2 separate regions of the Homo sapiens genome follow, and region 2 is linked to region 1. The links are chromatin contacts, found by Hi-C or POLR2A ChIA-PET in ENCODE. All regions are on one chromosome and are shown on one strand. Each heading gives the region's core, a stretch centred on a gene start or an enhancer-like site at or near the end of the contact. The rest is flanking DNA. Distances are from core to core; before and after follow the strand shown.

What was found. A loop is a pair of places that touch in the nucleus more often than their neighbours do. ChIA-PET counts read pairs that join two places held with the same protein, here RNA polymerase II (POLR2A). Pooled maps may share reads with other maps.
Region 2: a pooled map shows a loop between it and region 1 (4-fold over the local background). The contact joins two enhancer-like sites. A Hi-C loop is called at or near these places in 1 of 168 maps with a recorded cell type or tissue (PC-9) and 4 of 50 pooled maps. POLR2A ChIA-PET finds 5 or more read pairs at or near these places in 12 of 52 experiments (CD4-positive, alpha-beta memory T cell, Caco-2, HCT116 and 9 more).

The regions. Positions count from the first base shown.
Region 1 is chr10:80,471,129-80,475,091 of GRCh38, reverse strand. The region is part of intron 1 of TSPAN14 (tetraspanin 14); the gene reads right to left. Among named protein-coding and RNA genes, the nearest start is that of TSPAN14, 19 kb to the right of the region's middle. RefSeq lists enhancers at 1,918-1,967, 2,600-2,829, 3,530-3,599, 3,610-3,849. Within about 2 kb of position 2,696, at least 15 of the 41 ENCODE cell types and tissues checked have a DNase peak (open chromatin) inside an H3K27ac peak, as active enhancers do; they include HCT116 and PC-9, where a contact is called at or near this core.
Region 2 is chr10:80,427,403-80,431,479 of GRCh38, reverse strand. It overlaps PRXL2A (peroxiredoxin like 2A), which reads right to left. Exons shown (of 6, transcript NM_032333.5): 5 at 3,984-4,077. Among named protein-coding and RNA genes, the nearest start is that of PRXL2A, 21 kb to the right of the region's middle. Within about 2 kb of position 1,644, at least 7 of the 41 ENCODE cell types and tissues checked have a DNase peak (open chromatin) inside an H3K27ac peak, as active enhancers do; they include HCT116 and PC-9, where a contact is called at or near this core.

The sequences.
Region 1 (3,963 bases), core at 1,447-3,946:
TTCAGAGGGGGAGGATGGCCGCCTGCACCCCTCCAACTGGGTGTCCTCTACCTCCAGTTCTTTAGCATCCCCCGATTCTGCCTGGCCCTGTTTGGACGATGCCCATTTCAGGAGCTTGCTGGAAATGTGGAATCTCAATTCCCTTCAATCTGCATTTCACTAAGATCCTGAATAAGATGAAAATTTGGGAAGCTCTGAGACAAGAGTCTCATTTTTTATATACTAATAAGGGGTCATGAGGGAGGAAGAGGGGAGAGAAAACCCAAGGGAAGGAAGCCGGATGACATGACAGTGGAGAAAAGTGAACTGAGATTTGGGAAGGCCAGGCTCAAACCATGTGGCCTGACCCTGCACAAAGGCACTGCGAGCTCCCCAGGCTTCCTGAGAGTGATGTCCCTGGAGTGTTTGCCCCTCCTATGGGATAATCACATGCCTCACAACCCTCCAACACTACTCTGCTGATGGTTCCAGAGATTTGCATCTTTCCACACAAGCACCAGGCACAAATACCAGACAAAGCATGGACCAAGGGGCCCCACCCAGAATCCCTCAGCCTTCACCCACCCAGACACTCAGGAGCTTTCCTAAACTCCTCACGCTCCAATACCTCCCCTCCCCTCACTCCCCTCCCCTCCCGTCCTGAGGGCACAGGTCAGTTCCTCATGACCTCTCAGGGAAGGTCTGAAGGTCTCTTACCTGGCTCTCTACCTTCAACCCCACCCCTCCTCTGGCCCCTCTTTTTCCTAAGGACCCAAGTGACAATGACAACACCCACCACCCATATCCTGAGCTACATACACCCCATGCCCCCAAATTATCCTTACTATCTCTCCTTCCCTCTCATTCTCCGAAGCCAATCCTTCAACACCACCTGGCCTTTGAGGCTCCCAGAACTGGCCTCTGACCTGATCACAGGCCCATCCCAAGGAAGGGCAGCCACATCCCCCAAGGAAGGCGGAGTTTCTGCTGCACCTCTAGTAGCACCTGGGGCCTAGACATTCCTACCATCTGAGAAGGGGGTCTCTAGAGCCCACTAGGTGCTGAGGAACATTCACAGGCCAAAGGAACAGGCAGGCCCAGGGAGAGAAGCCTAGGAGGGGGCAGGCGAATATGAAAGGGAATGGGCCCCAGTAGGAGAGAGAATCACTAAGGCAGGCCAGGGCAGGCTGCTCAGCTGCCCACAGCAATCTCACCCTCTGAGGATGGAAGGAGGGGCTCGGCTCTCTCTGACTCACCCCTTAGAGCCAGAACTGTCCATGCACATCCCTGACCCATTCCCTCATTAACCCAAACGCCAAATCCAGGGGCCACCAGAAACACTGCAAAATCAGACACCGTGGCATGTGAACCTGTGGTTTCCAACAAAAAAGAAAAAAAAAAACTTTAATTTAAAAAAAAAAAAAAAACCCATCATGGTGGCAGCAACCGCTCACTGGAGTGAAGAAGTTTGACTCTTTACTGTGGGAAGTCACTACACAGCTGCACAACGTCAGGGGGGCTGGATCCCCTCCTTTATCACAGGGTGACAAACACTGCCCTGGCACAGTGTGGGGAAGGTGGGCCCCCAGCTTCCAAGGCCATCAAGCCCCTGACCGCCAGCCCTGGATGGCCTCCACATGCAGGTGCAGGAGAGGCTGGGCCCCAGCTCTGAGCTCCACCAGGCTCTCCAAAGGGTCTGAGGGTCTCAGTGCCTGGCATCCTGTAAAAACCCTGATCTTAGTGACTGAAACACTGTGAATTTCCACCACCAAAAACTCACAACCCAAAACCTGCCAAGTTTCAGGACACCGAGGGGCCTCCTCATTAACCTGGTGAGAGGAGGCCTCTGTCTACCTCAGTGCTGTCATCAGGAAAGCAGCAGAGTGGGTGGATTTGAGTCAGGGGAGTCCTCAGTGGGAGAAGCACTGGGCCTGGAATGGAGGTCACCTAGTCCAGTGACTTCCAAGCTTACTATTTTTATTATTTTTTAAGCTACAGGAGGCTTTGTTCAAAGAAACTCTGACCCAGAAACCCAACATGGAAGCAGGCAGAGCAGGACACTTTTATCTTCAGGTGGCTGGGGGAAAGGAAGGCTTCACAAGGTGCACACTAAAAACCATGGGCCTACTGTGACTGACGCCATGCTCCACAGGACAGCAGAACGGCTCAGGAGCTGCCTCCAGAATCATATGGCAACTAGTTCAACAGAACTGTGATAGACTTGGAAATGCATGTTTTGAAGAGCTGTCATTCACAGCAGCTTGAAAAAGCCCCCACTGGCCAAATCTGGAACAATCTGAGCGGCAAAATAAACAATAATAACAACGGATTTTAACTCATTGAATAAAATAAGAATTCATGAGCCCATTCTAATACACACACAGAGATAAATAAACAGGAAAGAAGGAAAAGTTATGTGTAGCACAATGATACATAGCTACAGCAGTTCTGTATAGTTAAATGATAAATGTAGAAGGAATTATGGAATTAAATCATCGCATTCAACACCCATGACAGAAACAACCGACTGTGCCAAGAATCTGCAATGGGTCCTAAAACCAGTCATGAGTTTGATGTGAAATAGCATACTGTATTTGCATAATCTCAAAGTATCTCCCCACAGGACACTTACAAAGAACAAAATAGTAACTTAGAGGGGAGAAACCCAGCAGACATCACCATAAGCAAGCGATCATTGTCAATATCACCGGTAATGACTCAGACCCACATCATGTGCCTCCCAAGGGGATGCACCTAGAACTCACCATTTCCGCAGTATTCCTTACAAAACTGCAAAACTTGCAGCTAACCATGAGGAAACAACAAACAAACTTAAATTAAGGGAGATACTACAAAATAACTGGCTTCAAGTAACTGAAACATAGAGTTTGTGGTCCTTCTTGGAGGAACAAAAAAAAAGCAAACAAAACATTCAGGCCTTGGGCCCCATTGGAGATTTTCACTTTTACGTTTTTGAGACAGGGCCTCACTCTGTGACCCAGGCTGGAGTGCAGTGGCACCGTCACAGCTCACTGCAGCCTTGACCTCCTGGGCTCAAGTGATCCTCCTACCTCAGTGCACACCTGCAGTCCCAGCTACATAGGGAGATGGGGTCTCCCTATGTTGCCCAGGCTGGTCTCAAACTCCTGCTTAAGCCATCCTACTGCCTCGGGCTCCCAAAGTGCTAGGATCACAGGCATGAGCCACCACGCCCAGCACCCATGAGAGATTTTCAGAATGATTCATCAGGCAGCTCATTCAACTGCACCAGCAGCCTCAGGGCAACACCTGCCCACCTAGGTGAGGCAGGGCCTGGTCACCCACACCTGCCACTCACCCCACACCTGCTACCCACCCCACCCCCACTTCTCAAATGGCTAGGCAAAAGGAGGCCTGGCACCTTGACTTCCAAGTTGATGTCCCAACCTACTTCCCTCTGCCATTGAAGGTGAAGCTGCCCACTCAAGGGAGGATGCTAGGCCAAAGCAGGCATAGTGCACGTGTCCTATACCCATACCCTGATCATCATGACAGGCCTGTTTCTGAAAATCTAAGTCTACATGAAATGTCTATACACAGAATCCTTTTATATGCCCCTGGTAAGAGCACATCAGAGCCTCTTCCTCAGCTAGTTGCAAACAAACGTGGAGAGTCTGGGCCCAGTCTACACTAGTATTCCCAATGTGAACAAGAACCCAGGGAGTCCAAGGTGCTGTGCCTCCAGACCTCAGGAGGACTGGGCTGGGCCCTGTGGCCTCCCTAGATCAGCAAGGTTGAAGCAAACCACCCAGCAATCCATCAGTGCACAGGCTCGCCTGCCAAGCCCATGGGGTGAAAAGACTTTTGCTGTGGGAGACAAACACCTAAAGACTTGTTTCTACATGTTCAGGGCACTGCTGCATGTAAGACACCGAGAATGAGGCCGTGGAGACAAACACCAACTCAGAGTGGGACCTGTGCCTGACTCAGGGAACTCAGAACATG
Region 2 (4,077 bases), core at 395-2,894, 43 kb after region 1:
GACACAAGATACCCCAAAGTTATCTAAAGTTGGAGGTAGTAAAAAAAAGACAAAATAACATGTTTGAGATCAGCATCAAGGAATCCTTGTTAGAGTTCTTTGATTCATTACATCTGGAAACTCATCTTAAAAAGAAAATCTGTAAATACACTGTGTCATTATTTATAAAGACTTAAAAAAAAAAAAAAGGCCCACCACACTGCAGAGATTATGGGCAAGCAGATCAGAAAATTATATTTACTTGCTCAGTAAACCATAATACAGACATTAAAAATACTAATAGGCTGCGTGCTGTGGCTCACACCTGTACTCCCAGCACTTTAGGAGGCTGAGGTGGGCGGATCACTTGAGGTCAGGAGTTCAAGACCAGCCTGGCCAACACGGTGAAACTCGGTCTCTACTAAAAATACAAAAATTAGCCAGGTACGGTAGCTCAAGCCTTTAGTCCCAGCTATTCAGGAGGCTGAAACAGGATAATCCCTTGAACCTGGGAGGCTGGGAGGCGGAGGTTGCAGTGAGCCGAGATCGCGCCACTGCACTCCAGCCTGGGCGACAGAGCAAGACTCCATCTAAACAAACAAACAAACAAAAACACGAACAAAAAACTAACAATATATAGTGACATAGGAAAATGTTCACAATATACTGTTAAATGAAAAAAGAACATCTAGTACAATTTTCTAGAGCAAAGCAAAACAAAAGGAAAGGCCATTCAGCTTTGTTCCAGTGGATTTTCCACGGTGGCTGAGCTCATAGGATGGTTTTCCCCACCTTCTATGTTCTGCTGTTTTTAAATTTTCTGTAGTGCAAACACACTTTTTATTTATTTATTTACAGACAGGGTCTTGCTCTGTTTCCCAGGCTGTAGTTCAGTGGTGCGATCATAGCTTACTGCAGCCTTGAACTCCTGTGCTCAAGAAATCCTCCTGCTTCAGCCTCCCAAGTAGCCAGGACTACAGGTGCATGTCACCACGCCGGCTAAACTTTTTTATTCTTTATAGAGATGGGGTTTTGCTATGTTGCCCAGCTGCTTCTTCTTTAAGAATGCTTTCAAGATTATTATTAAAAAGAAAATTCAGGCAGGGTGCGGCGGCTCACGCCTGTAATCCCAGCACTTTGGGAGACCAATGTGGATAGATCACTTGAGGTCAGGAGTTTGAGACCAGTCTGGCCAACATGGTGACACCCTGCCTCTACTAAAAATACAAAAATTAGCTGGGCATGGCAGCGGGTACCTGTAATCCCAGCTACTCGGGAGGCTGAGGCAGGAGAATCGCTTGAACCCGGGGGGGTGGAGGTTGCAGTGAGCTGAGATCGTGCCATTGCACTCCAGCCTGGGCAACAAGAGTGAACCTCTGTCTCCAGAAAAAAAAAAAAAAAAAAAAAAAAAGGAAATCCCCACCACCCCAATTTTAGACTACAAAAACTCTACACCCAACAAGAACTGAAGTAAGTCCTGAAGTTCAGCTAGCCAGTTAACCTTCCGCCTAGGAGAATGAAGGCCAGGGGCTCCAGGGAATACGAACAAAAGTCAAACACACCTAGCAACATCAGAAACATGCCAGTAGGGCCCATGAGCACCAGATGAGTCATCGCCAGGCAAGAAAAGGCTGGCAGGCATGCCAAGCCCTGCCCTAGAGGCCATGAGAAGGCAGAGGCGGGTAGGGGAAGGAACCCCACGTTGTCAGAGTGGGAAGAGGATGGGCAATCCACTGGGGAAGTGGCCTGCCCAAGCATAAGGACATCAGGAAGTGGTCGCTGGGAAACACCTCCAAGGAGAGGCTAGGGGCAGGGCAGGGCAGGAGAGGCTAGGGGCAGGGAAGGGCAGGAGAGGCTAGGGGCAGGGCAGGGCAGGAGAGGCTAGGGGCAGGGCAGGGCAGGGCAGGGCAGGAGAGGCTAGGGGCAGGGCAGGGCAGGAGAGGCTAGGGGCGGGGCGGGGCAGGGCAGGGCCGGGCCGGGAAGGGTCTCTGGAGTTTGACAGATTTGAGTTCCTAAGTTTCATTTCCATTGTACCACTTAGCTGTGTCTTTGGCTGAGTTATTTTAAATCTCTAGGCCAACTGCTGTATATGTGGATGGGAATAAAAATGCCTAACATCCTAGACTGGTTGTGAGGAAGACATGAGACCATGTACTTGAGCACGTAGAACAAGACAGGCACTCATTGGAAACCATTATTACTAAGACACTTTGACAGATTTACCAGAAAATTAGCAAATAGGTTTATGTTAAATCAGACACCATTTTATGCTAAATTCTAATATAGTCAAGCGAATCAGTTACCAAGCTGTAAAAGGAAGACATAAGAAATAAAGCTCAGGCCAGGCGTGAGCTTGTAATCCCAGCACTTTGGGAGGCTGAGGCGGGCAGATCATGAGTAGAAACCCTGTCTCTACTGAAAATACAAAAAAATTAGCTGGGTGTGGTGGTGGGTGCCTGTAGTCTCAGCTACTCAGGAGGCTGAGGCAGGAGAATGGCGTGAACCCAGGAGGTGGAGCTTGCAGTGAGCCGAGATCGCACCACTGCACTCCAGCCTGGGCAACACAGTGAGATTCCATCTGAAAAAAAAGAAATAAAGCTTAAACTTGAAGGATTTCTATTCCCTTTTATTCCTCCCAAATTGGGAAGAGTATGTAATTATCAACATTAATAGTGAGATCCAACAATGCAGATAAACCCCATCTTTCTACAGAAAGAAAACACTTTCTACACGTTAATGTCATGTCCAAAATTGACAGAGACAGGCCTAGAAGTCAGGCCACCAGTTTCCAGGTCCTTCTCCCATACCCTTCCCTCATCCACTTGCTTTTTTGAGATGGAATCTTGCCCTGTCCCCTAGGCTGGAGTTCAGTGGCACAATCTCAGCTCACTGCAGCCTCTGCCTCCTGGGTTCAAGCAAATCTCCTGCCTCAGCCTCCCAAGTAGCTGGGACTATGGGTGCGCACCACTACACCCGGCTAATTTTTTAAGCTTTTCTTTAGTAGAGATGGGATTTTGCCATGTTGGCCAGTCTGGTCTGGTCTGGAACTCCTGGCCTCAAGTGATCCGCCCGCCTTGGCCTCCCAAAGTGCTGGCGTTACAGGTGTGAGCCACCGCGCCCAGCCCCCTCATCCACTTTGCTCCATCCCTGCTACACATCCTCCTGGCCTCTGCTGACACTGCCCTCCAGGGCAGGGGAACCACCATGGCTCAAGGCTGCCTAGACTCTGACACAAACAACTGCCTACCTGGCTCTTGGGCCTATAGAGACCCCATTCCTCCTTTCCACACCTTCCCCTAGGGCTCCATGCTGCTTGTGGAGCCTCACAGCCAGGACCTATAATAATAGCCTGTTTGCAGAGGAGTCAGATACCTTTCCTAGGCCAGCCCTGACACCAAGATCCCCACAGAAAAAAGCATCGTCTCCCCGCAACCTCCTTGCCACTTCCCCTAATTACGCCTGGTTCTATTCCTTATTTTCTCCTCTTATTTTTTTTTCTATCATCCATCCATGGTGGCCTGGAACACTGCAAGAGAGTAAATTCAAAAACAGAATAAAACTACGCTTTTGTTCAAGCACAGAAAACAAAACTTAAAGTCAGCAAACCTGGGTTCAGGCCCCAGCAGTGCCACCCATGAGCTGTGCTCCTTGAACTTAAAGTCAGCAAACCTGAGTTCAGGCCTAGCAGAGCCACCGATGAGCTGTGCTCCTTGTGCAGCTGCTCATCCCTTTTCAGTTCTAAGTTCCTTGTCTGCAAAATGATCAAACTGTCTCATGATGTCACTGTGATGAGTGAGTAGATTCAAGTATGAGGTACTAGCAGAGAATGATGTGTGATAAACAACAACTGCCTTCCCTTCCCTTCTTCATGTTCCCTGGCTTGCTAGAAGGAAGGCTAGGAGACCCAAAACAGGGAAAGTCAACCCCCACTCCAGCTTCTGGTTGGAGTCTCACACTCACAGACACAGACACCTACAGACCACAAGTAAACACCAAGAACTCACCTGCTTTCCTGATCCCACCACGAAAACTCCCCCAAGGATGAAGCCTTCTCCTTCCAGGTTTCCAGAGAAGCCTCCGTTCCAGGCTCGGAAGAAG